2 separate regions of the Homo sapiens genome follow, and region 2 is linked to region 1. The links are chromatin contacts, found by Hi-C in ENCODE. All regions are on one chromosome and are shown on one strand. The core of a region is the stretch at or near the end of the contact, and the rest is flanking DNA. Distances in the headings are between cores, read along the strand shown. Region 1 holds the start of SNURF (SNRPN upstream open reading frame). Region 2 overlaps UBE3A (ubiquitin protein ligase E3A).

Region 1 (5,065 bases), core at 784-3,283:
AAATGAAAAGGTACGATTTTCCAGGGAGTCAGAAAACCAATTTAAAATCTCTATCATTAATGGAGGCTTGCTGAAACAGCACAGCAGGTCTTGGGGTGGCTGCACCTTTGATGGCCTCCAGGCCGCCACCACTCTAGTTTACTGCAGAGCTGAAAAGCAGTAGCCCAGTGCAGCTGCCATCCCACACAGGCGGAGGTGGTACAAATGCCTGGCCTCTAGCCACATTCCCCTCCAGTCCTCTACTGCTGCACCGTGGGTAAGGGGTGGCTGCCAAGCTTGCTAGGCGGAGCCTGCGCCAACCCATCTCCCTCCTCCCCCCTCTACTGCGCCACAACCGGAAAGGAACAGCTGCTGTATCAGCCAGGTGAAGGGGAGGGCTGCCATTCCTTCCAGGCAAAAGCTGCGTAAGCCCTCGCTCCCCTGCCCCACGTCTCGCCCCACTGCAAGCGGAGGCGACTGTCACCTCTGCTGCGTCTGCGCAACCTGCATCCTTTCCCAAGCAGCACTTTGGGGAGGGGGCAGCCGCCCACCTTGGCCGGCTTCCTCTCCTTACCACTGCACCCTAAAGAGGGTACGGCTGAAACTCCGAAACAGCAGAAGCTGAACACACACCACCTGCCCCCTCCCCACTGGCGGCTCTACAGGGAGGAAGCGGCCACCCCCCCGCTGAAGCGCTTGCGCAGATCTAAGCCGCTGCAGCGGCGGCCATCTTGAAGGAGCTGCACAATGGCAGTGACGCAACACAGACCCCCAGGTTATTTCGACATAGCCTTCCAAGACCTGGTTCCCAACAGAGAGAAACAATGAAAAAAAAGTAACCCCCAGGCATCACCTGGCCTATCAGTCAAAAGATCTGTAAATGCAAGTTCTGCACATCATTCCAGTCTTCTTATGCCATAGCCTCTAAAGCGAGGGTTCCTAAAGGGTACGCAAGGATTCCACGCATTTCTGCAGCCCCTGCGGCAGTGTAGGCATTGCGCAGTTTTAATAAAAAAGCACCACCACCACAGTAGGCAAACCAGATGACCATCGCAGGTCACAGGAAAATTAAAGGCTGCGGACTGTGCTACTGCCCCTTCTGATGCCCCCTCCTCTACACAGCAATCATTCAGCGTCCCTTAGTCACTCCGGACAGCGACAGGCCCCGCGGCCGCCATGCCCACCGCCTCCATGCCATGCCCACCGCCGCCATGCCTACCGCCGCCAAAGTCCACCACCGCCATGCCTACCCGCTGCCAATGCCCACCGCCGCCAATACCCACTGTCGCCGCCTTCCCCCTACCTCCCAGCCACTTCCTACGGACTCTCCCCGCGCCGCGACCACCAACACAACCCCCACCACTGTCACACCGACTCATCCCCCTGGTCCACTGCCATAGCCTCCTCGCCTCGGTCACTGCGACGAATTCCCCCCCCAGTCGCCCCACGTACCCTGCTCCACCACGCAGTGGTCACTATTATACACCTACCTGCGCTCAACACCCCCTAAATACCGATCACTTCACGTACCTTCGCCCCGCCACAATCACTCCAATATACCTACCTCCGCCTAAAATCCCTATGCACTGGTCCCCCCACGTACCCTCGCCACACGGAACTGCAATCACCCTGATGTACCCACCTCCACCCATGTCCCTTGCCCACTGCGGTTACCCCGCATGCTCCCAGTCACCACCGCCCTTCCCACCGCAGACACCCGCAATAGGACCTGTCGCGACACCACAGTTGGGGGCGGATGGGGGACGCGCCCCAATGCGAGCGGACAGGATACCATCGGGGCAGAACGGCACAACAGCAAGCCTCTGAACATTCCGGATCTGGTTCTCCAGAACAAAGGACTTTAGGGCCCAAATTCCGTTTATTCAGTACTCCAAGTCCTAAAAACTTGGAATATCTGATGAATAAAAGTGGCCGCTCCCCAGGCTGTCTCTTGAGAGAAGCCACCGGCACAGCTGACCTTGCCCGCTCCATCGCGTCACTGACCGCTCCTCAGACAGATGCGTCAGGCATCTCCGGCGGCCGCTCCACTCTGCGCCAGACTCGCTGCAGCAGCGGCAGGCTTCGCACACATCCCCGCCTGAGCATGCGCGCCAGCCTGCCTCTGCGGCCGCGCAGGCGTGCTTGTTTGCCGCAGTGCAGGGGTCCCAGCTCCCTCCCTCACCGGAATGACCTGGGGGGAGGGGGCTACTGGACCCCTAGGGCCCCACAGCACTGTTGCAATGAGAGGGGGCCTCTAGAAACCATAAGCAACCTGGGATCAATGGACATGTCTACCTGTTTTTTAAAATGTGTAAAATACTAAAGAAATAATTCTTGGTTCTACAATAAATTTTTGCACACACCACTGGCCAAACAATCCTAATTTACACTCACCCTCAGGTCTTCCTATGTGCGGTACAAAAAAGCTGGTTTGGAAAAGTTAAATGCGCCATAACCACAATCAATGCAAATACGCCAGACTTGAAATCCTTCCAAAAGAAAATATCCCTAACTCTAAAAGCATGCTACATTGTTCAAATTTGGTGCGATTTTTCTACCCTTTTTCTACTTTCTACATTTTGAGGGGGTAAATTGTGAAAATTATCTCCCCCAAAATCACAATATAATTAAACTCTCCTATACGGAATGGATAGATCATTCAACTCAAAAACACTGGCTATTCAATTTTTGTAAAACAAAAATATGAACTTAGACCCCCACCTAAGATCTAAGTAGGAGAGCCTTTCTTTGCCTATTAGAATTGGATACATTAAAATTTTTACCAATAATCAATGATAGCTGGAGTGGGGAGAAACAGGCACTTTTATATAATACTAATGGACAAGTAAACATTATTTACGACATAATATTCTATCTGCAGAAATAACGGAAGCATCAGTAACTCCAAAATTTAGACGCTGATGTAGCTTGGGAAAAGACACTGCAGAAAAGAAGAAAATAATCCTGAAACTGCATCTGCATAGTTTTTACACACATTTGCCCTTTCTCAATTGCCCATTATCGAAGAAGGGAGGGTGATGTGAGTGGAGGTTGACTAAATGGTTAAATCCCCTCCCAAGCCCTGTAAGCTACTGCTCAGTTCCCAATGATCCTACATTAAAACAGGTGCGCAGAGGCTTATCAATGCTGACTTCTATCGTAACAAAATCTCAGAAACTGTGTAATGTTCCTCACAGAGAACAGATAGGCTAACTAAATAAACGTATATATAAATAATAACATGCAATATGGCTGATGGAAAAAATGATGTATTAGGCTGAATCATATAAAATTGTCAATATTGAATTGTTTTGACCTACAAAAACATTGCAATTTCTAATAGTTCATTGATACATATTCACATAAAATAACATGGGAAGTTGACTCTGATCACGGGAGTCAATCGAAAAATAAAATGTAGGCTGGGCACAGTGGCTTACGCCTGTATTCCCAGCACTTTGGGAGGCCGAGGTGGGCAGATCACGAGGTCAGGAGATCGAGACCATCCTGGCCAACATGGTGAAACCCATCTCTACAAAAAACAGAAAAATTAGCTGGGCGTGATGGCACATGCCTGTAATCTTAGCTACTCGGGAGGCTGAGGCAGGAGAATTGCTTGAACGTGGGAGGCGGAGGTTGCAGTGAGCTGAGATCACACCACTGCACTCCAGCCTGGTGACAGGGCAAGACTCCATCTCAAAAAAATAAATAAAATAAAAGCATACTGTATGTTCAGTTTTACACTGAAAAAATTATGAAAGAATACACACCATTATAGTCCAGTGATGAAAACCATGCCTTTGGACTCAGGCTCTTTTGATTCAAATTCTAGCTTTGACTCTTGACCACAATGTTACTTTGAGCAAGTTATCTAACCCTCTGTGCATTAAATTCCTAATCTGTAACAAAAGAAGGGATTCTGTTTACTTTATACAATGGCTTAACAATTAAATGAGCTAAAATACTATTTAGAACAGGTCCTAGTATAAGCTGGGTAAAAATGTTGGCTCTTAGAACTTCACCAAATGTTAGAGTACTACTTCTTCTAGGAGCAGGAATTGGGTGTTCATTTTTTATTCTCATTGTTTTAACTAATTTCTATATCTTATATTTCTTTTTTTTCCTAATATCCTTTTTCCATTGTGGACACCAAACTTACATGCCACAAACATTATAATCATGTTTCTTTAGGTTTCTCTTGGCTGTCACAATTTGAGATTGTTTTGTATTTTTAATTTTTACAGTGCTTGGTACTTTTTGCAGTGATTATGAATTACTTTTACAATTAAAGTATTATTAAAATTAAATAAAATTATATTCAATTCTCAACTCGCACTTATCTAGTTTCTTGGACCTATCTTCCATTGTTTCTGGTGTGTTCTCTTTTCAAACTCTGACTGCCTTTCCTCATAATTTCCTGTTTGTTCTACTCCATTAGGAAATTCGCTTTGGAGTCTGAGAGGTCACAATGGGTGTCCTGGGCTTTACAGAAAATCTAAAGAGAACTGCCATTAGGCTCACTTATATTTTATGTTAGTTAATAATAGGTCTGATTCAACATATCCTACAACTGGGGAGTGAAGATACAGAGAAGGAGACATTGCCACTAAACTCCACTATGACATGCTAGTAGACCCTGATAGGTCTCCCAACAATTCAATTTTCCCAAAGTCTACATTTATCCCCAAGCCAAACACTTAAGGTTATGTACTTAAAGGACACTAAAACTGCAATAAAACTATTCTGTACAGAATAGACAAAGGAGACTAGAAAAACTAATCAGAACCCTTGCATCATACCATGTACAAAAATTAACTCAAAATAGATCAATAAAATATAAGTCACTTGTTATAGAACATATATATACATGTTATATATGTATACAGGTACACATATATACCTATGTATAAATGTGATATATAACATTTGTGTATGTGTATATTTTACACATATATTCCATGTATACTTATGTATACATGTATAAATATATGTGTGTATATATATAAATCCGTGTAACCTTGAATTAGGCAACAGTTTCTTAGATATGACACCTAAAACAAAAGCAACCAAAAATAATAAATAAACT
Region 2 (5,065 bases), core at 662-3,161, 390 kb before region 1:
TTTACTTTCATCCTGTGTTGCTGAATTTGAAACGAATCTCTTGTAAACAGCATATAGTTGTCATTTTAATAAAAACTGTTAGTCTCTGCCTTTTAATTTTTTTATTTAGACCATTTATATTTAAGGTAATTATTGATATGTTAGGGAGAGGTCTGCCATTTTATTATTTGTTTTCTGTTTCTGTCTTCTGTTTATGGTTATTTATTTATTGCCTTCCATGATTACTTGAACATTTTTTAAGATTTTTAAGACCCTTGATTTATTTAGTGTTTGGGTTTTGTTTTGTTTGTTTGTTTGTTTTTGTTTCGAGACACAGTCTCGCTCTGTTGCCCAGGCTGGAGTGCAGTGGCACAATCTCAGCTCACTGCAACATCGGCTTCCCAGGTTCAAGCAATCCTCCCGCCTCAGCCTCCTGGGTAGCTGGGACTACAGGCACATGCCACCACACCTGGCTAATTTTTGTATTTTTATTAGAGATGAGGTTTCACCATATTGGCCAGGCTGGTCTCGAACTCTTGACCTTGTGATCTGTCCACCTCAGCCTCCCAAAGTGCTGGAATTACAGGCATGAGCCACCATGCCTGGCCTTCTATGTGTTTTTTATAGTTGTTTTCACGGTCATTGTGGGTATCACATTATAGATAATGTGACTTACCACCATTCACTGCCATCAATACCATTACATGGAATGAGATATGGAAACCTTAATTTCAGTTGGGTCTCTTTCCCCACTTTTAAATAGTATTGTTTTGAGGATTAATGCTATTACAGTTTTTGTATCAGTTATCCAATATGACTTATAGAACTTATCAAGGGAGTGATGCTCTGTTGTATGTACCCATGTTTCTGCTATTTCCATTATTTTTTCCAAGATTCCATCTTTTATTACTTCCATTAGCCAGTCTTCAAAGGCAGTTCTGCTAGTGAGAAATTCTTTTTGTTTTTCTCTTTCTGAAGATGACTTTATTTTCCCTTTATTCCCAAAGAATAGTTTTATTTGTGCTATTTGGGGTTCGCTCAGCTTCTTGAAGCTGTAAGTTTGTGTCTTTTGCCAAACATGGAAAATTTTCAACCATTATTTCTTCAGGTGTTCTTTCAGCGTCACTCTTTTCTCCATTCTAGGCCTCTAATGATACAAATGTTGAGTCATTTGTTACTGTTCCACATGGACCTGAGGCATGGTTCATTTTTCAGTCTATTTTCTCTCTTTTGTTCAGATTTCTCTCCTTTGTCATCTTCACTCTACTGTTGAGCCCATCTAATGATTATTTTTCTCCTATTGTATTTTTTAGGTCTATAATTTCCATTTGCTTTTTTTTCCTTGTATCTTGTTTCCTTGCTGAGATTTTCTATTGTTTCGTTTTTGAAACAGTAGAACTTGTAATTGCTTGTCAAATCATTTCTCTGATGGCAGCATTAAGATCCTTGCCAGATAATTTCAGCATCTTACTCATCCCAGTGTTGGCGTTTTCTTTCCTTCATGTAATTTTCCTGGTTCTTGGTATGACAGATAATTTTTGGATTGTGTCTCGGACATTTTAGTTATTATATCAGGAGACTCTGTACTTTTTAAAAATTTTAACTTCAGTAGTAACCTGTTAAGGTATAGCATGTAGGTACTAGCATATATTTGTGAGCTGTGGTTCCAGTGACCATTTTTCAGAGGCTTTATGGTGCTGTTTTGGTTTGTTGCTTTTATCTCAGTCCACTGGGGCTCGCACTGGTTCCTAGTAGTGCTGCTTGAGGGGCCTTCTCCAGGCTGAGCTGCGCAGAGTGTGTTTGGGTGAGGGAAGAGGACCCCCACTAGATTTTCGTGGGCTGGAGAGTGCTTCCTGAGCCTTGTGCCTGTTGTGGCAGGCTCCCCCTTGCTGGTGTTCCTGGCAGTGCTCCTGACCACATTGTGTCCCTGGGCTGTGGAACACTTGCAGGAAAGGTGAACACTGCCAGGACCAATTATAGCAGAATTCCTCCTGCCAGTACACAGCAGCACTGTGGCTCTGGACCAGCAAGGAGAGTCTCAAGCATGGGTTTGTTTCTTTTTGATTTTAAGATTTTTCTTCTGCCTTCAGGTTCTGGTATTATTGTTCTGTTTTATTCACCTTTATGTTTCTTCTAGTTTAGTTTTAGTTTCTTTGTATTTGATGGGATTTTTTTCCTTGCATTTCTAATTACTCCTTAGTTGTGTCATGTCTTCCTTTTTTTCAGTTACCCTCATTCAGAAATTTCCCATTTCTAATGATTTGTTATTTTTTAAATTCTTTTTAGCTCAGTTTGAAATTTGTTTACAGTTTTCATGTTTTATTTGCATATTGTTTCATGTACTTTGATTTTCTGTAGGGACACCATTCTCATGTATATGCACATACTTTTTCTCTAATAATTACACTGTTTCACTCTGTTCTGTTATTTATTTATTTGTGTGTGTGTGTGTGTGTGTGTGAGTGAAATGAGTTTCTCATACTTGGACGAGGGAGAGATGGGCCAGGATAACTTTTTTCGCTTTTTAGGGACGAGGAGAAGTCTGTGTTTTTGTAAAATGGTCAAAAATATGCCCTTGTGCTTTCTGAAACTGCCTTCTTTACTCCTCTATCCCACACATATATTTGAACTTTTTTTTGGTTTTTATTACTGACCTGGTCCATTCGGAAGTTATTCCCAGAAGTTTTTCCTCGGTACAAGGTTTGTTTCTGGTGGGGGTTTGGTATTCGGGTGTTTTAAGGGCCCAGAGCTTACTACATCATGATCCCTTTGTAATCATCTGCAAATTAGATCCTGTAGAACTTTTTAAAACTTTAAGCCCTGTTTTCAGATTGGCCTGTGCTTTCCAGTGGGTTGGCAGTGTTCTCAGGGCTGTCAGAAACCCAGTCAGTTACCTTGCATCTGCTTCCTTACTAACCAGTCTTGTAGTTGTCAGAGCTTTGTTTCTGTCCAATTATATGCAATGGTTCATGGTTTTGTTGTAGATAATGTCTCTGGGTCTTTGGTTTTCTCATTCAGTTTGCTGTTTTTGTAGGGGAGGTTGGGAGGGAATAAAACAAAAAATAATAATAATAATAACTATGTCGTTGCCATCATCATCTTTCCAGAACCTGCTACCTGCCCTTCACCTGATTTTCGTATTTATCAGTATCATTACCTTAATCTGTTATCTCATTGGGGATTGCAAAATGGCTGTTTGGGGAAAAAAAATTTCCATCTGCTTGTCCTACATATATACCTGGCATTCTTTTTTCTCATCATTGGGTGCCATTTGATTACCTTGAAAAACAGTTCTACAGAAAAGGCATGATAAAATAGATTTAAGGTTTTTAGAGTAAGGAGTTAATGTAATAATTTTAATAGTGACAATTTAATTTTGTTTTTTGGTTGGTTTTTGCTGCCTTTTTGAATATTACGAACTAATGAATGTTTTTGTATTTAATACGTTTCACAGTCATTACTCTAAATGATATTCAAATTGCTTAGCTATCGTGTGCTTTTAAAATGACCCTATTAGATTTTGAGATTTCTAACTAATCTCGAACATTCATTCTCAGGCCTGGAATAAGTTATTTTTCCAATAAATTGTTGGAGAATGGCATTTAGAAGTCAGATTTTAGATGCAAAGTATGGCCTTTGCTTTTGAACGTTACTGCTTGTAGGCCTTATCAGAGGACAGAACTAGGAAAATAATCTTCCTAGTGTATCCTGAGAATCATCCCACATTATTGCAGAGGTGTTTTCCATTTTGTTTTGTATGACTGAATACTGCTCCTTTGTGTGGATGCAGCATAGCTTATCAATATTTATGGGCATCGAGGTTATTTTTAACCTTTTGCTGTTAGTACTAATGTCACAGTGAATCCTCTTAATGTTCATGCATTATTCCGTACATATGTAAAGTATCATTAAGATAAATTGTTAGAAGTGGGATTGTTGCATCAAATGGTAGATGCATGTGTAATTTTGCTAGATACTGCCAAATCCTCCTTCACAGAAAAATAACATTTTGCATTCCCACCAGCAGTTTACAACAGTATCTCTTTTCTTAAAACTTTCCAAACAGAATGTGTTGTTAAATGTGGATGTTTACTTATTTGCCAATTGAGAAATGGTATTTTACTATAGTTACAATTTTTGAGCTTACCTCAATTATGAATGATAATGGACATTTTTTCTTGTAGAGCTGTTTATAGTTTTATATAGTCTTTTGCTCATTTTGCTGCTCAGCTGGTCGTTTTCTTCACTTTTAGAAACTTTATATGTTAAGGAGATTAGTCCTTTAACGCTGGTAAATTCGCAAATATTTTTTCCCAGTTTGTCATTTGTCTTTTAACCTTGCTTATAGGATTTTTTTGCCAAATGAAAGGTTTTATGTTTATGTAGTTAGCTATTAATCTTTTTCGTTATTATGCTTTGATATGCATTTCTTTAGTTATGTTTATTTTATTCATTTTCTTTGTTTTTTAATTTTCTAGAGTCTGTCCTCAGTAGAAATTTTAGTCATACTGCTTCTTCTTTGGTCACCTTATAATAAAATTAGCCTTTATTTCCAAAGTTACCTTGCATATTTCTTCAGTATTTTTTAGTATTCTTATTTTTATTTAAGATGTGCTCATTTCTTTCTGAATTTGTATTTCTCATCACTGGTGGTCTGTCTTGTCTGCTGCTGCATTCTCCTTTTGTGTTGGAATGTGGTGTTACTAGTTTCCCATTGTTTATGACTGAATTTTTCTGGTCTACTTTTGTCTACCGGAAAGTTTTGCTTCTCATTCGCCAGACTCTTCCCATAATAACTTTATTTAGACTTCCGAATTCTGTTTTTCTTGTTTATGTTTCTATAACAGATGTTACTTTTTTCTGGACCTGTTATTACTAGACCTCATGGTGGAGCAGGGAGGAATTGTGTGGCTTTAGGGGTCTTGGTTGAAGGGATCCCTCTTCTGTTGCTTTAGTAAGGGCAGAATCACCACTTTCTGATTTTTCAGCTCCATGTAGCTTAATGAAGACTCTTTTTCATTAGCTGCTTCCACCCCTTTACAGCCGCTTAAGGGACACTTCTGCTTTTGAAGGTACCCCCCTTCCT

The links. A loop is a pair of places that touch in the nucleus more often than their neighbours do. Pooled maps may share reads with other maps.
Region 2: a pooled map of gastrocnemius medialis shows a loop between it and region 1 (2.8-fold over the local background). The contact joins the enhancer-like site here to the promoter of SNURF in region 1. A Hi-C loop is called at or near these places in 1 of 168 maps with a recorded cell type or tissue (naive thymus-derived CD4-positive, alpha-beta T cell), 2 of 37 single-sample maps with no recorded cell type and 4 of 50 pooled maps.

The regions. Positions count from the first base shown.
Region 1 is chr15:24,951,955-24,957,019 of GRCh38, reverse strand. It overlaps SNURF (SNRPN upstream open reading frame), which reads right to left and starts at 2,033. Exons shown (of 3, transcript NM_001394334.1): 1 at 1,958-2,033. The coding sequence starts at 1,971. It overlaps SNRPN (small nuclear ribonucleoprotein polypeptide N), which reads right to left and starts at 2,033. Exons shown (of 10, transcript NM_003097.6): 1 at 1,958-2,033. All of the region lies in intron 4 of SNHG14 (small nucleolar RNA host gene 14), which reads right to left. RefSeq lists enhancers at 183-232, 1-486, 503-662, 487-1,052, 1,053-1,618.
Region 2 is chr15:25,342,942-25,348,006 of GRCh38, reverse strand. All of the region lies in intron 11 of UBE3A (ubiquitin protein ligase E3A), which reads left to right. All of the region lies in intron 146 of SNHG14 (small nucleolar RNA host gene 14), which reads right to left. Among named protein-coding and RNA genes, the nearest start is that of SNORD109B, 67 kb to the right of the region's middle. Within about 2 kb of position 1,911, at least 5 of the 41 ENCODE cell types and tissues checked have a DNase peak (open chromatin) inside an H3K27ac peak, as active enhancers do.